Linked DNA regions of Homo sapiens: region 2 is linked to region 1. A link is an interaction called in ENCODE POLR2A ChIA-PET data of the cell type or tissue named here. Cell type or tissue: IMR-90. All regions are shown on one strand. Each heading gives the region's core, and the rest is flanking DNA. Links, peaks and the distances in the headings are about the cores only. Region 1 overlaps GREM2 (gremlin 2, DAN family BMP antagonist). Region 2 holds the start of LOC105373228 (a long non-coding RNA gene).

The links. Peaks named below come from ENCODE experiments on the same cell type or tissue, not always from the same donor. Only the 100,000 strongest peaks of a DNase experiment are listed, where the experiment ranks them.
Region 2: POLR2A ChIA-PET joins it to region 1 with 7 read pairs; 3 of 35 experiments call an interaction of 5 or more read pairs at or near these places.

What each region holds. Positions count from the first base shown.
Region 1 is chr1:240,523,179-240,534,358 of GRCh38, forward strand. The region is part of intron 1 of GREM2 (gremlin 2, DAN family BMP antagonist); the gene reads right to left. Among named protein-coding and RNA genes, the nearest start is that of GREM2, 83 kb to the right of the region's middle. In IMR-90, for the core only: no CTCF peak of the experiment used is centred there; no DNase peak of the experiment used is centred there.
Region 2 is chr1:240,706,137-240,717,316 of GRCh38, forward strand. LOC105373228 (a long non-coding RNA gene) reads right to left here and starts at 3,933. Exons shown (of 4, transcript XR_949320.2): 1 at 3,810-3,933. In IMR-90, for the core only: no CTCF peak of the experiment used is centred there; a DNase peak (open chromatin) is centred at 6,095; H3K27ac peaks cover 1,344 bases.

The DNA of each region.
Region 1 (11,180 bases), core at 1,756-9,755:
GCCTCCCATATTCAAGCAATTCTCCCGCCTCAGCCTCCCGAGTAGCTGGGATTACAGGCATGTGTCACCAGGCCTGGCTAGTAATATAATCAGTTTCTGATCATCACTCTGGAGCAGGGTTTCTCAGCTTCAGCACAATTGATATTTTGGGCTGGATCATTCTGTGCTGTAAGGGGCTGTCAAGTACATTGTTGAATGTTTAGTAGCATTCCTGGCTTCCACCCATTAGACACCAGTAGCAGTTTCTCCCTCCCTCTCCAGATGTGACACCAAAAATGTTCCCCAGACATCCCCAAATGTCCTTTGGGGAGACATTTAACAATATAACTAAAGAAAACTCCATACCAATACACAAGGAGTGTTCTCACTGTTTTTTTTTGTTGTTGTTGTTTTGGAGCTGCATAGTCATTCATTAAATGTATTGTAAGAATTTATTTAACCAGTAACTTATTGATGATCCTTTAGTTTTTTTGTTTTGTTTTGTTTTGTTTTTTCATGTGTGTGTGTTATTTGCCACTACGTGCAGGATTGCAATGAAAAATCTTACACATGGGTTACTTAAATATATGAAATTTTACCTTTAATATAAACTCCTAGAAGAAAAATGGCTATGTCAAAGGCTGCATGTAGCTGCAATTTTGATAGGCATTTCCAAACAGTCTTCCTTAGAGGCCATGGCAGTTTGTATGCTCAGCAACCACATATTTTTGCCAATGTTGTGTGTTACTAACATTTAGTTTTCATTTCCACATTAAAAGGTTAAGTAACTTTTGATTTATTTAACATCTATTTATATATTGTCTGTTTAAATCCTTTACTCATCTTTTAATCATTTTGATTGACTTTTTTTTAAGAGACAGAATCTTGCTCTGTCACCCAGGTTGGAGTGCAGTGATGTAATAATCATAGCTCACTGCAACCTCAAACTTGTGAGCTCAAGCAATCCTTCCGCCTCAGCATCCCAAGTAGCTGAAGCTATAGGCACATGCCACCTCGCCCAGCTAATTTTTTATTTTTTGTAAAGACAAAAAATAAAATGTTGCCAGGTTGGTATGAACTCCTTGCCTCAAGTGATCCTCCCATCTTGGCCTTCCAAAGTGTTGGAATTAGAGGCATGGGCCACCACACCCAGCTCAATGGATTTTTTAGAGGTAATTTACATATTATACTCTTTGTCTATGACATGTATTGTAATTTTTTTAAATCTAGTTCATTGTCTTTTGATTTGCCTATGAGATAGAATAGGGAGTTCAGAAAAAAAACATAGATACATTTGGGAATTTAAGAAGTGATTTATGGTGGCATTTTGAATAAGTGCAGAATTATAGATTTTACAATAAATGGTGTTGGGACAACTGACAAGTAATCTGTATAGTATAAGGTTGGGTTAATTGCTCACAGTACACCAGTACAAATTCCCCAGGGACCTGAGATATAACTGAAACAGAAAAGCATTAGAAGAAGCCATAGAAGAATGATTTTTTAAGATAATCTACTTGTGGTGAAGGCCTTCCCAAGTGTGACATAAAACAACAAAAGCCATACTAGAATGAAATGTGTTTATTTTTTGATGACCTTTCTTTTGCACACTTTTTTCCTACCATGGTTTTCTGAACTACTTCCAAGACAAAAATAGACATATCAGCAGGGCCTCAGCCCCTTTAGCACGAGCCCAAAGTGACCTCATGATAATGATGTTGAAGCAATGGGATTTAACAGCTAGGCCAGTCGTGGAAAGCCCAGGGGCTTTGGGGTCAGGCAGGCCTAGTTCTCACCTCCTGTCCCAGCTACTGAGACACCGTGACCTTGGGCAGTTCACACATTGACTGTGAGCCTTAGTTTTCTCTACTTCCTCGGGAACCTCAGCTACAATTCCATGTGAATGTAAAGCACCTAGTGGGTGCAGGCCCTAAATGACTGGTACTCACTTCCTTTCTCTCCCTTCTCCCTTTAACACTGGATTCTGTGCAAGCTTCTGACCATTTCCCAATGACACACTTACTGCGCAAGAAATGTCCTAATTTCTTTCCTTAAGATTTCTGAGCTGTGTCCAGTGCTGTGTCTCCATGTAGGGGTTGTGCCGCAGGTAGGTCTACTGCTCCTTGCTTACCTTCTCTCTGGAGAGATAGGCAGCAGGCCCAAAGGATGGATCTTAAGGCTCTCCTGGCTCTCAGCCTGGAGCCATGAGGGGCTTTTCTGGAATGAAGGGAAATGGGGAGGGCTCTACTTGTGCAACCTGTAATCCTCCTGGATTTGTTTTCTATGGCAGCCGTAGCAAAGGGCCACAAATTTAGTGGCTTAAGACTCCACAAATGTTAATTTCTTTTTTTTTTTAAACAGAGTGCTGGAGTACAGTGGCAACCAATCTTGTCTCACTGCAACCTCCGCCTCCCGGGTTCAAGCGACTTTGGTGCCTCAGCCTCCCGAGTAGTTGGGATTCCAGGTGTGCACCACCACACCTGGCTAATTTTTGTATTTTCAGTAGAGATGGGGTTTCACCATGTTGGCCAGGTTCATCTTGAACTTGTGACTTCAAGTGATCCACCCTCCTCGGCCTCCCAAAATGTTGCGATTACAGGCGTGAGCCACCGCGCCCAGTTCTAATCTTACTATCTTAGAGTTCTGTCGGTTAGAAATCTGACATGGGTCTCACTGGGCTGGAATCAAGATGTCAACAGGGATGTGTTTCTTTCTGGAAGTTCTAGGAGAGAATCATTTCCTTGCCTTTTCCTGCTTCTAGGAGTTGTGTACATTGATTGGCTCCCGGTATTATTTCCCTATCTTCAAAGCCAGCAACGTTGCATTTCTCTGGCCATTCTTTTGCAGTCACATCTCCTTCTGACCACAGCCAAGAAACGTACTCCTGCTTTAAGGACTCACGTGTTTATATTGAGCCTGCCTGGATTACCCGGGATAATCTCTCCATCTGAGGTCCTTAACTGAATCATATCTACAAAGTCCCTTTGGCCAGGTGAGGTGACATATTTACAGGTTCCAGGGATTAGGACGTGGGCATCTTTGGAGGGGGGCATTGTTTCGTCTGCCACGCCTCTCTAACGTGATTCAGATACCCAGGTGGTGGACAATTCATCCTGAGACATTAGGAGTCTATTTTATAATCATATCATGACAATAATTGCAACGGATGGGTAGTTTGGGGGTGATTATTTTGTCAAAATTAAGGCATTTCTTACAAACAGCACACAAGCTTAACATGCTGGTTTCTGCAGAAATCAAAGCAGCTCAGTCTTCACTGTGCCTTCAACACTAATCCGGCAAGCATTTAAAGCTGTGTTCCCTCTGGCTTGCTCAGCCATCCAGTAGAGCCCTGGTGCAGCTGCTAGCCTCGGTGCCACGGCCTAGATCAGGTTACTCCTGCCTTCTTCTCTAACTTGCCTCTCTCCCAAGAAGTACTTTGATTTAAATATTCTATTACTGATCTCCCAGGCACTCTCTGACCCCCATCTGTCTTTGAGGCAATTCCAAATCTCCGTGCTTACGTGGACGTGTCTTCAAGAGCATCTCATAGACAGACGCACATTGTTCTTTTGCTGTTCCAAATTACAATGTTCCAAATTACGAAAAAAAAATCTGTGCTTTAGTGAAAGTCCTTCAATATTTACACGCAGCAAAAAATGGAATTTGGATGTCGCCAGGTTAAAAATTGCATTTCTAAGTGACTTTTCTGAGCATATGAAGAGATGGCTTAAGGGCACTGGCTGGAGAGAAACTTGAACCTCTAGGATGGGGTCAGTTATCTTGTTACCTTTTAACCCTATTAGCTGATGTTCTACCAGCTAAGCAATACTTACCAACAGCAATCTTCAAAGCCCAGACTAGTGAGATGGCTGAGAAGTAAAGGAAGAGAAACAGAAAGAGCTCATGAGCAGGAAAAAAGAATTAAGTCCATTTCCAGCACAGGGTACGTTGTCAATGTCAGTAATTTGTATCCCTGACATGTTGATTAATCCTTTTCTAGATCTGGTGGTATGTTTTCTACTTATCTCAGCAGCCCAGATATAAAATGCCATTAATTCTTATTAAAGAAAGGAAATTTAATCTTGATAGATTTTACAAGATGCACAGTTGTTGATCATCATGTATCACTCTGTATTTGTAACTTGAAACTATTTATAGGACTCACTGGGAGTCTTTAAAATAATACTGCATAAAGATAATTAGGGCAATTTTCTATCATTAAAGTAGATTAGTATTAATTTTAGTGTCTTTGCTTTTGAACCAACTTCTTAGTGTGTACTCAGATTTTACAAAAATACCTTGTTTAAGGACAATCAAAGAGGACAGGAAGAAAATAAAAACATTTTATAATCTGCTTCTCTGCTGACAGGAGAAAACATTTTGAATGTATGTGTTAGTGTGTTTATAAGAGGTCTGAGGAAGGAGAGGGACAAGGGAGGTACGTAGGTGAGACAGAAAAGGAAGAAGGAAGAAAGAATTTAGCTGAAACAAATTCTCATTTATTCAATGTGTATTACACAGCTAAACTATAATGTTCATGATCTCTAATCTCTACCACAGTACACAAATGTGGTACTGTTATCCCTACTTCGTATATAAGCACACAAAGTCTCTAATTACTTGTCTAAGGTCAAACAGCCATGGTGAATACAAAACTCAAATCCAAGTGTCGTATTTCTATCTTTGTTTATTCCACCACGCAGTATGTAAAATTACAAAACAAACAAATAAAAAATGTAATGGCCTCATGGTTGTGTCCTGGTTTTTTAACACCAGAGGAAAATGAAATTATAGAAAGAAAATAAAAAAGGATTAAATAGAAAATCCAGATAATAATTTTCAGAGATACAGAAAATTTGGGTTAAAAAACACAATACTTATAATAGATAATCCTCAAAGCTAAGCTATGTGCCCGGCACTGTGCTGACATCTTGACACACATTCTCTCATTTAACTCTCACAATAAAGAATAGTAAACTTCTTATTCCTCTGTTATATTTGAAAAGACAGAGGGTCACAGAAGTTTGAGCTCCATTTAAATATCTATTTGAGTATCAAATTTTACTCTGAGAGATACAGTTGCCTTTTAAATAATGAAATTTCTTATGGGACTTTGACTTTTCGTTTTTTACTATGCCTCAGAGACAAGTTCAAGGGACTTTGACATTTCTGGGTTTGGATTTTACTATGTGAATTTCATGAAGCAGAGGCTCAATAATGTTTATTACATTAGTCCATTTGAAACCCCAAATGGCCGTGATTCTCACCAGCCAGTCACTCATTATTCACCTGTCTCCAAACCCTAATATTTTAGAAACATTATTGGCCACAAGGAGAAAGTTGTATCTGGGTTGAAAAAAATGTATATGTATTTTAGGAATGGTAGGTACTGTTTTCTGTGGATAAACCCATAAGCCACAAAACAACTGCAATCGAATTATGTAATTACCTAAGTAATTAGTACCATGCCCATTCTCACTGTGCTCGGTGAGTGGCTGAGACGAATCTGCACTTGAAAATGTTTCTCACCGGCCCCTCCAGTGCAGGTCCAAGCACTCTGGCTTCTCAGTTGCAGCCGTACCAAGGCCTTGCCAGGGAAATGATGAACAGCCTGCCTGCTGGGGTTTTATGACTTTCTAGCCTTAGAACAGTCCTTTATATCCGAGTAGAGCTTCAGATTTAGCATCCAGCTTTGCCAAAGCCACATCAAGGAGACTCGCTTAACCTGAGTGGTTTTCCATCTCTGTCTCCTACATCCCCGAGAAAGGGCTCTCAGGGCTTTCTTGAAAGGAGCACTTGATGAGTCCCTGTGTTCAGCAGCCAGAGTCGCCCTAAGGTGGAACACGATCAAAACTGTTTGGATTGTATTTGCTTTATTATCTGACCATTTCTGATGCTCACACGAACCTTCTAGCCTTCATTCAGTAGGTCTATAAAGGGCTTGGGAAGGAATTTTCCTGCAGGATTTCCTGGTGAGGCTGGGAAGACACATGGATGAGCTCTCAGGAAGTTTGGACCCAATGATGTCATTAAAATCCATCTTGTGCCTTCTTGATTGACTCATTTGAACCAGTGGATAGGCTTTTTTTTTTTTTTTTTTAGCTGCCTATGATTATGTTTTTTTTTTCTTATAAAGTTTGTTAAACTGGTGATTGTATATTTGCATCAAAGAATTTAGGAAATGACAACAGGGAATGGAAAGTTGGAACCATTTGAATGAACATAGAGGATAACAGCTCATTTAACAAAATCTCGGTCTTCCCATGTTGTCATTCTCATGACCCCAGCTAAAGAACCATCTTATTGTGAAATGACTTCCCAGAAGAATAACCTATGTGGGCATCTACCTTCCAGCAAGCTAATATAAATACATATCTGACGTATCTGTTATACAATATGACAAGTAAAGAGATATGTCAGATGAATAAAAAAAAAGAACAGAAACAACTTAAGTTTGCTCAGAACCCTCTTAATCATGAAATTCCAAGATTATCAGAAAGTCCTATAAATACATTTTTAATGATTTTTTTTAAAAAAATGGTAATGGGGTGAGCATATTAGTGCTATAAGTTGCCCTAAATTTTCTGAGAGAAGATGCTTTGCTATTACACTCCCAAGCAATGTCTGCGTATCCTTAATCCCTTTAGATTCCCAGGTTTATTTCATATAGTCTAGGACATTGACATTTATCATTGCTGCTTGAATAAGAATGACTTATTTAATAAGCAAACACAGAGGCAGCCCTTACTTTCACCACTTGAGGACTTTGAAAAGATATTCTTGGGACACCGGTTATCCTGAAATTCTGGTTAACATTTCAGCTCTATGTAGGAAATATTGGACTTGAAGTCAGAAGACTAGGGTTCTAGTCTCAGATACTCATTGACCATTTGACAACCTCATTGGGCACCCGGTTTTTCAAGAAAAGGTAGTACCTCAACATTCCCTAAAACATCAGTCTCTAAATGCTAGTTTCGTGGAACAATAAGGAGTTCTATAACCATATGAATTAAGTCAACCAGGGTTAAAAAGAGCCACAGAAGCCCCTTTTCTGGAAGACTTAAATGTGACTAATGTGATATGTGAGTCTCTAAAAGAGAGTTATAATGTGCAGATTTCCTGAATTCTCAGACAATGGAAACTGTGGAGAAGTATCTCACTGGACTAGCATTACAAGCAAGGGACATATTTTGGAACCTGCCAGACAAGCTGATTTCTAAAAGCCTTTACTGCTTTAAATTCTCTCATCATTTCTGGTTCGCACACAAAAAACCAAGCTATTCTCCAGATACTTTCTACACACCTAGCTCTCAACATTCCTCTCTAAAATATATGACTCTGTTTACTAGTGTAAGGATCAAAAGGATCACATGTGGCTTCCATGAAAAGAAAGGTATCTTAAAATTGTTGTGCATAAAATATACAATTCAAAGGAATTACATAGAGTTATAAATAATAGTTATCATCACTAACCACTCTAAACTAGGACCATCGCAAATGAAACCATTCTTTTAGAAAATAAAAAGATCAATGGTCCATAAGGCGATGCAATGATAAACCACCAAAAAGTCCTGAGATTCTTTCTATGCTAGCCACGTATGAAGAACTCCAAGCCAAACGCTATTCCTTCGGTTGTATTTTTCCTTGAATCTAAAGGACAAAAATAGGGCCTCACAGTTTGAGAGAATCATTCACTTTGTCTAGCAATCAAATGCTTGTGAAAGATAGTAAAAAACGAAGGAAATGAATGGAAAATCACAATGCTTTCTTGAGCTAACTTTTGCAGTTTTAAAGAAATTACAGAGCAGGAGTAAACCATCCTATGAAATTTCAAATGATGACAGACATTTAGAAGCCTGTGTTATTAAAGGCTTTCTTTTATTCTGTTAAATCTTCAATCAGATTTGGTCACAAATAATTGGGATAATTGAACTTATTGCCAAAATACTCATGGAATTAGAAAACTCCCTTAACCAAGGAAGACTCATATAGAAGATCCCACTTGGATTCCCATAAGAGGAAGAAATAGTCTCAGCCATATAGCTTTTTCCCCACTTTCTGGCACAGACTGATACTTTTATTTCATGCTCTCTCCATTGTGTTCATCTCTATTTATATGGATTTTCTTTCTAACCCGCTGGAGTACCTCAAACAAATTGGTGATATTATTACAACTTTAAATTTTTCTGGAAGATTACTTAATAGAGGAAAAGCAGCACAGTACAAGCTAGACAGAAACGTTGAAATTAAACATGATCAGAGCTGCATGTCAGCCTGGGAAATGCGTCCGTCTCAAGTTAAGGTTTACAGTTGCTGCAATTTTAATCAGATTTGTATGTAATAGTATTTCAGAATTTTCCACTGAGTGCTTCTTCTTTTCATTGGAAAAGAAAAGCTTCCCAAACAAAGGAAATTAGGGAACAGAATAGTGGAGTTGGTGTGTGGTTATGTGGCGAGGCCACTGCTCTGCCCATTACCTGCAAGGCGTCTGCCTGCTCCCTGACGTGGACTCAGCTCTGAGTGCTCTCATTTTTCTTTTCTTTTCTTTTTCTTCTTCTTTTTTTTTTTTTGAGACAGTTTTGCTCTTGTTGCCCAGACTGGAGAGCAATGGCGTGATCTCGGCTCACTGCAACCTCCGCCTCCTGTGTTCAAGCGATTCTCCTGCCTCAGCCTCCTGAGTAGCTGGGATTACAGGCGCCCGCCACCGTGCCCAGCTAGCTCTCATTTCTCTTGAAATATAATTGTCATGTGAGTTTCTTCAATCCAAACAATTGGAAACGATAGCCATTGGTAGACACTTTGTTTCCTGTCCAAGACAAGAAACAATTAGCCTCTAACAAGCTCTTTGACCTAGAACTTAATCTTTTAAGACCATGATTTCCCTATATAAAAAGTGAGGATTTGGAACTAAATTATTATTATTATTATTATTATTTTAGACAGAGTCTCGCTCTTGTCTCCCAGGCTGCAGGCTAGAGTGCAGTGGCACGATCTCGGCTCACTGCAACCTCCGCCTCCCAGGTTCAAGTGATTCTCCTGCCTCAGTCTCCCGAATAGCTGGGATTATAGGTGCACGCCACCATGCCCAGCTAATTTTTGTATTTTTAGTAGAGACAGGGTTTCACCATGTTCGCCAGGCTGGTCTTGAACTCCTGACCTCAGATGATCCACCTGCCTCGGCCTCCCAAAGTGCTGGGATTACAGGTGTGAGCCAGAGTGCCCGGCCTTGAACTAAATTATCTTAATTGTCCCTTCCATCTCTATAAATCTATGAGTCTCTAACTTGATGACAATTTCCCAAAGTTAACCAAAGTTATGCAATTGGTTTTCACTCTTGCAATCATTTCTAACTAAAAGACTAATCAATATAAAAAGTACAATTTAAAGCAATCTGCCAGATTTAAGGAAGAAATAGAAGTGACATTTACTGAGGGCCAATCTTATGTCAAGTACTGGAATAACCACTTTATATAAGAGATATATATAGATAGATAGATAGATAGATAGATAGATAGATAGATAGATAGATATATGGCAAGAACCACCTCAGGTAAGAATCATCATCATCATCACCATCACCATTTCATAGAGAAGAAATACTTAGAGAAGTTAAGTCTCTATCTAAATATAGTTAATTAGTAAATAGCCAAGATAGGAGTCAAACCCAGTTTATTTCCCAAAGTCATGCACAGAACCTGGGCACTTTACTGGCTATAGCATTCTGCTTTGAAGTGTACACTGTTTTGCTTCACACTCTTCATACTCTTCAAGTCATTTAAGTTTTCTGAGCTTTATTTATATTCATTATTCATTCAACCCGTAACAAGCAAGTCCTCATGTACAGCAGGTACTGTAATTGATATTGCGATACAGAGGGGACTATGATACAGAAACTACCCACAAAGAACTCAGCATTTTGTAGAGGAGTTGGACAGGAAAAGGAACACAATGTAGTCAGCATTATGAGATGTATGAGACAGGTATGCCTGAGGTGTGAAGAAGGGGGATCTGGGAGTAGAGACTGGGAAAATGAAAATCACTTCCTATGAGAATAATGAAAAGTGGAGGAATATCTGAATTGGCCCTTAAAGAACTAATAGAAATGAGCTAGCTGTGAAAAGGTTGGGAAAAGGAAAGGCATTCTAGCCAAAGAGAACAGATCAGTTTAGCGGTCTGTGAGGGCATTGCATGTTCTGAGAATTGAAAGTAGGTCTCTGTAGCTAAAGCACACAAGGCATGATAAATACTTGGAGCTGAATCTGGAAAACTCTACAGTTGAGAAGCCCTTGGTATCTCATGCTAATGTTATAGAACTCTATCCTGAAGAAACGAGGGAGTCCTTTGAGAATTTTAAGCATAATATATTTATGTAATAAGAAAGTCCCATCAGAAGCACTGAGGAGGCACAACTGGGACAAGGGGAGTAGGTGGCTCTGTGTAGAAGTAGGACAAAGTGATTGGCATCTAGCAGTACACACAGCCTCCCACAAAGTCAAAGAAAGAATCAACAATTGGGATAGAGGAGCAGTTGGATCTGAGAGATATTTGGAGGATGGGTGGGCAAGACAGAAAGGATTTTGGTGGTTGAACAGATATTGAGATACCATTGGCTGTGCCTCCAGGGTTTCTGATTTGGCTGATAGAATGGATGGTGACTGCTTCCATTATTGGGAAACTAGTCTACAGAAAGAGGGGACGATTGTGACGAGAGCCTCAATTCCATCAGGAGCATGTCATTTTTGAGTTGCCTGTGACGTTTAGTTCACATGGAAAAATGTTACTACTATTAAATATGTAAGGTAAGACCTGGTGCTACTTTTGGTTGATATGTATTTGTTGGAAAGGCAGAGTTGCAAACAGATAACTTGAATCAAACGTGGAAAATGCACCAAAATAGTTATGAATGGGCTAGTCCTGAAATTGAAATTAGCTTAACCTTATGGTGTTGAATAAGGAAGCAGGGACAAACCTGAGAAAGATCTTGAAGAAAGTGCAGATGATGGACAATTCAGGAAGAGAGGTGTGAGGCATCTCAGGGAGGAGGACAGCATGAGCAAAAAAATAGAGCATACAAAATGTGAGAAAAACAATCAGTTTTCACTGAAACATAAAAGGGAAGGCAGGGACAAGGTCATGGAGAAATCTACATATGTGCTACTCAATAGATTGGATTTTATGTCAATTATGAGGAACCCTGAAAG
Region 2 (11,180 bases), core at 1,721-9,720, 180 kb after region 1:
GGATGTAATTAGAGTATTGGGAATTACTTTAGATCAAATTTGCCTGTTCTGATTTGATCTAGTCGCCAATGATTTCAAAAGTCCTTGACTGCCAAGAGGAGATGCCAGCACATTTTTCCTGGCTTGGCGTTTCCTGAGTTTATCCCTCTTCGTAGACATAAATCTGGGATGGAGCCAAGCACGTCAAAGAGTCACATCTCTTTGCTCTCCCCGTGCAATATTTAATCACTGGACTTAGTGAAATCACTAAGATGAACTTATTGCAGCCAAGATCCAGAGATGGATGGCTGCTCCAAAGGGCAGTGCTTTGAAACTGTTTTTTACATGATGTCAGAAAGCGTTTTGACTAATGGTAGATTCTTAGAAGAGCATTCATTCCAGACTCTTTAGAGCTCTTTACCTAATTTCCCCTCATCTTTCAAGTCTCAGTTTAAATGTCACTTTATCCAGGAAGGATTTTCTGGTCCCCCTTGGCTAAGTTAGGACCACCTATTTTATGCTTCCTTAGCAGCCTGCTTTCTTAGTAATACACATCATTCTTACAATGACTGACTCAGCATAGAACTTCCCAGCCCCCTTATAAGCTCAACTATAAGATGCATAATATCAGACTCCGTGACTTGTTCAATGCTGAAACCCCAGCACTTAACACATCTGACTGGCAGATGGTCAGTCCTTAATAATATTGATTTAATGTATGAATTAGTAAGTGCATGAGCAACTAAATGAATAGATACAGAAGAAAGATTTAATAGTGCTATGAATTACAAGGAAACTCTCCCATGCCCTTTTAATCACTTATCTCCCTGGCAGAGCTGTGAGGCCGATGACATAGGCAATATATGTCAGTCTTACAAATAGGGACATGGTTAAATGACCCCATTTTTATGTGGATCATAGGCTTCCTATCTTTGTGAAAAGGAAAATGTTTATTTCACAGAATTCATGTCAGTTCATTAGAATATATGATGACTGTAAACTATATATGTTCACTTTTATTTGACTTCCAACATACGAAAATCTCATATCAGTTCCTCATGATTGATTTCTCACTTTCTTTTTTTTGGAGATGGAGTCTCACTCTGTTGCCCAGGCTGGAGTGCAGTGGTGCAATTCCAGTTCACTGCAACGTCTGCCTCCTGGGTTCAAGTGATTCTTCTGCCTCAGCCTCCTGAGTAGCTGGGATTACAGGCGCATACCACCACGCCCAGCTAATTTTGTATTTTTATCAGAGATGGGGTTTCACCATGTTAGCCAGGCTGATCTCGAACTCCTGGCCTCAGATAATCCGCCCACCTTGGCCTCCCAAAGTGCTGGGATTACAGGTGTGAGCCACTGCACCCTGCCTGATTTCTCACTTTCTAAGTTTAGTTTGATGTTAGGTCAGGTATGCTGCCTTTTAACCAGCACACAAAGAAAAGAGGGCTGAACTTTCATAAATCCCGAAGGATCCTGAGGACCTTCCAGATTGATACAAAGGACCAAGGTTTAGGATACTTGGATAAAGCCAGAGTTTATTCAGTGAAGCTTCTTTGAACATGAACAGAAGAGAAAATTGAAGAGATTGAGAAGAGTCATTGTTATCATCAAACCAGGCAACCAATTATATTGCCTAGAAATCTTGGCAGATGCTAGAATTTTCAGTCACAAATAAATATCTGAATATCTGGTGGAAACCATCAACTTGACTATGGAATAAAGTCCTTAGCACAGTGTACAAGATGCTCAGCGTCCTTAGAGCTTACCTTCTCATAATCAACTTATATTGATTCCAAGCATCCTGGAATCAGATCACATCAGATCAATACAACATGCATTTCTCTATTCCGAATCTTTGCAAGAACTCTTCATTTTCCCTTACAAATGGCTTTTTGCAATATCCTGTTCTCCAGAGAAACTCATCGTCCTTTAAGATTCATACTAAATACCTGGGTGCTGAGAAAAGGGTCATTCTAGGATTATTGGAGAGGTGCAATTTTAATTGGTTTATAAAGGATGCGACATATTTTCAGAGAGGACAAGGTACTTCAAATGGATAATCAATGAAACAATGAGACAAGGATCAAGTACCATGAAGAACGAGAAGAAAGACGGGAGCAGACAGGACATGATGAATGCTCAACTACAGAGGAATTGTTGTTTAGTAGCAAGACTGCTTAACAAACAGACAAATTGAAAAAAACAAAAAACTGACCCCATCATGGAATGACAGACCCTAATTAGAGATCTTTCTTGGCACTCTAAGCCTTGACTAGTAACAACTTTTTTTTTTTTGAGACGGAGTTTCACTCTTGTTGCCCAGGCTGGAGTGCAATGGCATGATCTCGGCTCACGGCAACCTCCGTCTCCCAGGTTCAAGCAATTCTCCTGCCTCAGCCTCCCTAGTAGCTGGGAATTACAGGCATGTGCCACCACGCCTGGCTAGGCTAGTAACATCTTGAGGTACTTAAAAGTGCTATAGCCAGGGACTTATAGTTAAAAAAAAAAAAAAATCTTGCCCCTTATTCCCTGGAAAGTCAGTGGCAACTTCCCAGAATGGCAACCTCAGGATCTCTCATGGTACTGAATCACCAAGTCCATATGATCTCTAGATTTAAACCTAAAACCTCCAGATCACCCCTTAAAAATACATAGCAACAAGTCTGAGAACAGGTGTGTGTTACCTACACACACCCTCCTCCCATCTCTCTGGCCTTATTGCACAAAATCCCTATTTTGTCTCCTGGATATGGGAGAGGGATTCAGGAGCCTCATTCAAGGACAGTCCTGTGGACTGAAAGTCTTTGATGAGAGCATGACTGAGAGAAGCTGGTGTCTGCCTGGATAGCTGGGTGCAAACTGTCATATATCAAGCAACGAACTTAAGTTGTTATTAGGCGACAGATTCCCTATCTCCAAGGCCAAAGTAAATTGTGTTCACAAGATCGGAAAATCTCCTAAGTCAACTATTAAACCCATCTCTAGGAGGAAGAAGTTATCTGGGATAAGGTACTTCTTCTTTGGAAGTTTTTCCATCCTCAGAATAGACATGCAAGAAAAGCTTCATGTATTTTCAGTTGATGGTGTCTTGAATAAAATGAACAAAAGACAGACATAATTTTTAGAAGGCAAAATTTCCATTCCATTCCTTTCCAGACAGGCTTTTACTGAAAACATTGATCATAAAGCCACCAGCCTTAGTTTTCTAAACTTCAGAATTTAAAATAAACAACTATCAGCCTCCTCTCTGTCTCTCTTTTTACCCTTCCTACTGAGGAAAGTTAAATAGTACATTCTTTCCCACTAAACCAGAAGCAACATAACACAGAAATTCTACTCACAGCTTTAAAATAAATTACTGGATACAAAAATAACAATAACAATCCTTTGGTTCAGCCAACCAATCAAATGTTTTGCATGATTAAAACATGAACACTGCCAAATCCCAGATTTAAAAGAAACATTTAGATGCTATTAGAATTTCCATTTCATAAAGTAAATCCAGTATGCTAGCTTTTATCTCCAGCAACTGAAGCTTTTCTCAACAGCCATTACTACGGATCTGTGCAGGGTCAGCCTCTCATCATTTCGTGACTAAAGTATTGTTTTTTCATTCCAGTGTGGAGTCCCGTCTCCAATCTTTCATCTTTCCCATTTTTTTTTAAGAGACAAGATTTCTCTATATTGCCCAGACTGATTTTGAACTCCTGGGCTCAAGGAATCCTCCCGCTCAGCCTCCTGTGTTGCTGCGACTACAGGCTCATACCACTGGCCCTGGTTCCACTTTCACTCTTAGTTTCATTAATCAATACAGAACAATGGCTACCTACCTTAAATTTCGTGAAGTCTGGATGTGAAGGCTGTTGATTCTCTACACTTCATGCTGTTGAACATCCTCACTCCGTGCCTCCAGCCCCCACACCTTCCTGTCCCCACACCAGTGCCTTTCCACATATCTAGGGCACAATCACCTACACACTCCTGCTCATGTCTTTCTCTGGTCCACCATGTCTGTAATGCTCCTGCCTCCACTCAGAAGCCTTCCCCGGGAAAGAAACTGGTTCTGATCACTTCTTTCTTATTTCTTGTGCAATTGTTATTCATTCTTTTTTCTTATATTTTACTCAATGTCAATGCTTTTCTTCTCTCTTCCAGTCACTTTATGTTTATGTTTGCCACATGGATTAGTTTCTAAAAGTTTTTGATTTTTAGTTTGTGTGGGTACATATTAGGTGTATATATTTATGGGGTGCATGAGATGTTCTGACAGGCATGCAATTCATGATAATCACATCATGGAAAATGGGGTATCCATCCCTCAAGCATTTATCCTTTCTGTTACAAACAATCCAATTATACTCTTTTAGTTATTTTTAAATGTACAATTAAATTATTATTGACTATAGTCACCCTGTTGTGCTATCAAATAGCAGACCTTATTTATTCTTTCTAAGTATACGTTTTGTACCCATTAGCCATCTCCACCTCCCCCTTTACCCCCACTCCCCTTCCTAGCCTCTGTAACAATTAAGAGACCTATTGATTTCAAAATAGTTTTTTTCTAAATATGTAGGTATACCGTATACCTTCTAAACATAAATTGGTTGACGACGCTGGCTCCGCGGCGATCTCCAAAGCTCTTCTATGCCATTATTTTCAAACTTTACTGACGAACATCAAAGAACACCACAGACTAATTTTTCTCATCTCTCTTTTCCTATCATTCTCTAAAACAAATTTTAATAAGACAAATCAGATAAAAAGGAAGCACAACAACACACGGTGGAAATATTGAGGAGGAGATGAGCTTTCCACATTCCACGTCCTAGGATAAATTAATCCATAAATATTGAGCTCTAAAAACAAACCTTAGTCATCAGCACATTTTCCATGTTCTGATCCTCTGGAGTAGAGATTCCCACCTCCAACAGCTCTCAGGTGGATTCTGTGATCACGCATCTTCACCCCGCCCTCTCTCCCTGCCGTGTTTCTCCTTCCTGCCTGCCACCCTGAGCGCCTCCATCATGGCACCCTCATCTGTAGGTTTCTGCTGTGCACAGCGCTCTTTGCTGCTTGTTCAGGGGCTCTACCTCCAGCATCCTCTGACCCCTCGCACTGTAAGGGCAGGCACAAGGGGCTTTTGAGGGACTTTTCGCTGTAGGGTTGAAAGGCAGTCAAGCATGATATCAACCGAGAGTGAGTTAAGCATTCTACACAGTCAACTTGGATAATTGACAATGAAGAATCTATTGGGTCTAGATTTTCTTTTTGGGGGTTTGGGGACCACAAAACGTATTTTTATATTGAGGGACGAGAGCAGAAAAGAAAGCAGCCCCTATGGTAGGCCCTATTCAGTGGCAGCTTCTTGTTCCATAGGGTTAAGGAAGACTTTGAGGAAATAAAGGTTGTTTGGAAAAATCCCGGTGTGATTGTTTCGCACGCGTGATGGGTAGAAAGGATGAAGTGTGAAGGCCCCTCGCCCCCTGCATCCTGCCTTAGATTATGTTCTGAAACCCTCGGGTGGAGAAAGCGCTATTTTCATCCCTGCTTCCTGGGATTGCTGATGGCCACAGAGCGATAGAGAACGACAAAGGAGAAGTGCGGCACGCCTGGCATGCTGGCCAAGATGGCGAGCTGTGCGTCCCTGGTCATCCTGATCAGCTTGGTGGGGTGCCCATGCTGTCTGCGCACAAGCTCTCCATCTAGATTTTCTAACCAGTCTCTCAATCATCTGGATGATGTCAAATAATTGTGTCAACATCAACTTGACTTTGAGTGGGAGGCACATCACTAGGTTGTATGGAGTTTTTAGTCTAGTAACAAAACCCACTGCCCTCCTCCAAATCAGATCAGCTTCTCTGTCCATCTACAGCCTGTACTATTTCATCCATGTACCAGTATCACCATGAAGTCATCATGATTTCCCATCCTCCCTATTAGTTTGTTAATTCTGGAAAACTAAAGGAAGGGCAGTCTTCTTTGAGAAAAATTCTCACATTCTTTCCCTGGTCCTCCAAAAACCCATACTAGTGGACCTCTGTACAAGCTGCTTTTAATCATACTTCTCCCATTCCAAGCTTGCTTTATCACTTCCTTCCGTCTCCCAAACAACTTTGAATTCCAAACTTTCACCAGAAAACGTTCGGGTCAAATAAAAGATGTGATTACTTATTCTCATGCAATCTCATCCTGGTTCAATAAATGCTACGCTTTCATCTTTTTTTTTTCCATTCCATAAATGTTCTTTTACTTAGATATAAGTTAATTGTAGCATTTATTTATTTTGTTTTGTGATCCATTCATAGAGTTCACAGGGCATTCATCCGTTTCAATATCAGTTCCCTGTCTTAGGTTACGGCAATCTCCCTAGCAAAAAGGTATGCTACAATAAATCTTGAAAAACTGCCAAGTGCCAGGCACTGTACTGGCTGCTTTTATATATAGGCATTATCACCTTGGTTTCCATTGAATGGGACTATGTTCTTTTTTTTCTTTTTCTTCTTCTTCTTTTTTTTTTTTTTTTTTTTTTTTTGAGTCATGGTCTTACTCCGTCATCCAGGCTGGAGTTCAGTAGTGTCATCACAGCTTACTACAGCCTCAAACTCCTGGGCTCAAGCAATCCTCCTGCCTCAGCCTCCTGAGTAGCTAGGTCTACAGGTTCATACTGCCATGTCAAAGTAACTTTCTAAAATTTTTTTTTGTAGAGATGGGTCTTGCTATGTTTCCCAGGCTTGTCTCAAATTTCTGGCCTCAAGCTATCTTCCTGTCGTGGCCTCCTTAAGTGCTGGGATTATAGGCATGAGACATCGTGCCCTGCCCATGCATTTCTATTTACATGGTACCATGTTCAATAAATCACTGAAGACAGAAGTATACTCAATCCTCTTTTGGGTTAGAAAGAGAATGATATGGTAAGGATGATGATACACTTTATTAAAGCAAAACTACCAACAACAGCAATCAAAACACAGCAATAGATCATCCCTTTCAGAATAAAGGAAGCATCTTTCTAGACAAAAACAGACGTTCTTTTTTTTCTTTTTTGAGACGGAGTCTCGCTCTGTCGCCCAGGCTGGAGTGCAGTGGCGTGATTTCAGCTCACTGCAAGCTCTGCCTCCCAGGTTCACGCCACTCTCCGGCCTCAGCCTCCCGAGTAGCTGGGACTACAGGCGCCCGCCACCACGCCTGGCTATTTTTTTTTTTTTATTTTTAGTAGAGACGGGGTTTCACCGTGTTAGCCGGGATGGTCTCAGTCTCCTGACCTCATGATCCACCCACCTCGGCCTCCCAAAGTGCTGGGATTACTGGCATGAGCCACCGCTCCAGGCCTCAGAAGTTCTTTTAGTGAGTAGGCCGTGAATATCCTCAGGGAATATTGTTTTGTTTACTTGTGACACAAGTAAAGCTGATAGAAGCCCTCAGCCCTCAGCCCTCACACACACACACACACACACACACACACACACACACACACACACACACATTTTTTGGAGTCTCGCTCTGTCACCCAGGCTGGAGTACGGTGCCACAATCTCAGCTTATTGCCACCTCTGCCTCTCAGGTTCAAGCAATTCTCCTGCCTCAGCTTCCAGACTAGCTGGGATTACAGGTGTGCAACACCATGCCTGGCTAATTTTTGTATTTTTAGTAGAGATGGGGTTTCATCATTTTGGCCAGGCTGGTCTCAAACTCTTGACTTCAAGTGATCTGCCTGCATCAGCTTCCCAAAGTGCTGGGATTACAGACATGAGCCACCGCGCCTGGCCACATATATATGTTTTTAAGGTGGGGGTCTCCCTCTGTTGCCCAGGCTAGTCTCAAACTCCTGGTCTCAAAGAATGCCCCTGCCTCAGCCTTCCAAGTAGCTGAGACTACAGGTGCCCAGCTTTCCTCCTTGTTTCATACTCCTCACTGCTTTAAGCAAAACACAGAAAGGGGAATGAACAGAGCAATAGGCCTCAGTTTCTCAGGGGCCAGCTACCCTCAGAGCCCCTGCTTTTGTGTTTCAAGGCTAACAGAGAAATAATTTTCCCCAAAGCCTTTGTTAATGGAATTATTTATGTCTTGTTCACCTTTCTTTTTTCTTTTCTTTTTTTTTTTTTTTTGCTGAGACAGAATCTTGCTCTGTCGCCCAGGCTGTAGTGCAGTGGTGCGATCTTGGCTCACTGCAACCTCCGCCTCCCAGGTTCCAGTGATTCTCCTGCTTCAGCCTTCTGAGTAGCTGGGATTACAGGCATGTGCCACCACGCCCGGCTAATTTTTGTATTTTTAGTAGAGACAAGGTTTCACCATGTTGGTCAGGCTGATCTTGAACTCCTGATCTCGTGATCCTCCTGCCTCAGCCTCCCAAAGTGCTGGGATTACAGGCGTAAGCCATCGCGCCCGGCCTTGTCTTGTTCACCTTTCAACATGTCTTTCTTCTCCCTTTGCCTCTGCATTCTCCCCCTCTATCCTATTCACTCCTTTCTCTAAAGTTGGCCATAAAAGACTTTGCATCTTGGTTTTGGGACCAGAGTCACATCAATTCCAAGCACAGCAGGCAGGCTCCAAGCCTATTGCCAAGGGGAGGCTGACAGAAGCAAGGCCGTCTCTATGTAGGAGACAAGCACACAAGGGGAAGCCAATATTTCAGCCCTGGAGGGGCGAGTGTTGGCTCCAAGGTGACGGATGGCAGATTCCACAGCTGCTAAACACCACAGAGCCGGGTAGAAATTGCACCTGCTGCTTGGAGATGGCACTTTGCATATTTCAGTTGGACCTTCATTCTCCCCTTCTTTTGCCATTGAAGCCAGTGATCAGTGGTGGGATCCAGATATTTTAGATTTATGCAAGTGCTCTGTGGTCTCCGGGGAAACTGATGCCAATTCAATTAAACCCATCACGTGATATTCAGCCTCTATGAGGCACTTGTAACTGAACTAAGTACACTGGAGAAGGGAAGACACAAAATAAGCAAATGATGTCATCTCTAACTTTCAAGATTATGATACAGATTACAGACAATATAATAAAATTCTGTGATATGCAACAGACACCCAGTAAAAAAGAGTTTGAAAATCTCAATGATATATATGTGAACTAGGCTTATTCACTTTTTAGATACAGAGGGAAATATTGCCATGTGCCCTACAAAATGTGTAGGTAGAAAAAGAGGTATAGGCCGGGCGTGGTGGCTCACGTCTGTAATCCCAGCACATTGGGAGGCCGAGGTGGGCAGATCACCTGAGGTCAGGAGTTTGAGACCAGCCTGGACAACATGGTGAAACCCCATCTCTACTAAAAATACAAAACTTATCTGGGTACGGTGGCGCATGCCTGTAATCCCAGCTACTCGGGAGTCTGAGGCAGGAGAATCGCATGAACCTGGGAGGAGGAGGTTGCAGGGGACGAGATCGAGCCACTGTACTCCAGCAGTCTTACTCTGTCCAGTGGTGACAGAGTAAGACTTCGTCTCAAGAAAAAGAAAAAGAAAAAGAGGTAAAGGAGTGAGAACTAAGTTTCGCTTCCCAAACACGGGGCTGTGATTGTAAGTACCTTTTACAAAAAACCTTATTCCAGATAACCCAATGGGTAAATAACAGGCAAACGGGGAGGAGGCCTGATGGAATTGCTCTCTGCCAACAGGAATACTTGGGATCATAGGCCTCGAAGTTGAATACAATTGGCTTCCAGATTGTGTCTAAATTACTTCACATCTCTGAGGCTCTGTTTCCTCATCTGTGAAAGAGGCGAAAACCATACCTCATAGTACTGCAGTGAGAATTAAATGAAATAAAGGCTGCCAGGGTAGCCCATTGTCTGCCACACTGTGATTACTCTAGCAGTAACACAGCCCAGGAGTGAAAGAGGGATGAGAAGGAGGCCAGTTTAAGATGCAGCACTTCTGAAAATATAGAGACTTGTGTTCAAGAGCTCACTTGGTGATCAGTTCATCGGGTGGCAGTGGGCAATTCACATCACCTCTCTGGGGATCAGTTTCTCATTCTGGAAAATACAGGATTAGTCTTATAGGATTAGCCTATAGGGAAGTGTCCTTTTCAGCTTCAACCTTCCGAGATTCTTCAAGTTGATGTCATCATCCCTGGAATTCTCCCCTCCAGCCAGGTGTCGATAGGGTTACTGGGGGAATCATTGAAATCTTTCTGAAATTGCAAGACTTCACTCATCTCCTGACTCTAATGAGAATTTAGTTCTGTTTTCCTGAGGGGAAGAAAACACTGCAGTCTTTCCTAATCTCCTCACATTCTGCTGTGTGACCAGGCAAGCATTATTATTACTATTCTTCGCTGTCTCTGCATATTATTAAACTGATGCCAAATTCAACTTGGCATTTCCAAAAAAAGAGTTTCTGAAATGCAGACTGCTTTGGGATGTAAGATTTTTATGCAAATACAAAACATTAATATATTTCAAAACTTGAAGCACTTTGCTCTCCAGGAGAGAAAGAAGCTTATTTTCAGATGCTCAATTCAGCGTTTACTTAATAAGTGTTTAAAGTTGTAAGGCAGATTCTTTAACTCCTCCCTTTAGCTTTTTCTCTTTCTTTCTTTCTTTCTCTTTCTTTCTCTTTCTCTCTCTCCTTCCTTCCTTCCCTCCCTTTCTCTCCTTCCTTCCCTCCCTTTCTTTCCTTCCTTCCTTCCTTCCTTCCTTTTCTTTCTTTCTTTTTCTTTCTTTCATTCTTTCTCTCAACATTTTCGCTCTTGTTGCTCAGGCTGGAGTGCAATGGCGTGATCTTGGCTCACTGCAACCTCCGTCTCTGGGGTTCAAGTGATTCTCCCACCTCAGCCTCCTGAGTAGCTGGGATTACAGGTATGAGCCACCACGCCTGGCTAATTTTTGTATTTTTAGTAGAGACAGGGTTTCAACATGTTAGCCAGGCTGGTTTTGAAATCCTGATCTCAGGTACTCTGCCCGCCTCAGACTCCTAAAGTGCTGGGATTACAGGCGTGAGCCACCATGCCGGCCAGAATTCGCTTTTTCTAAAAGCTGGTTGTGAGGAGCAAGCTTCCATTTAATGGCCTCAAGGTAAAACTAATTATGGAGTATGGAGGAGGAGGTGCGTAAGAGATGTGGTCCTACCTGTTACCATAGCAACTGCATATATTCTTCTTTTCCTCTTCTTCCCCATCAACTCTATGAAATAGCTTTTTGATTTATGTTGCCAAACCTCCAGAAACATTGTGGCATTTTGCCTTGCCAGA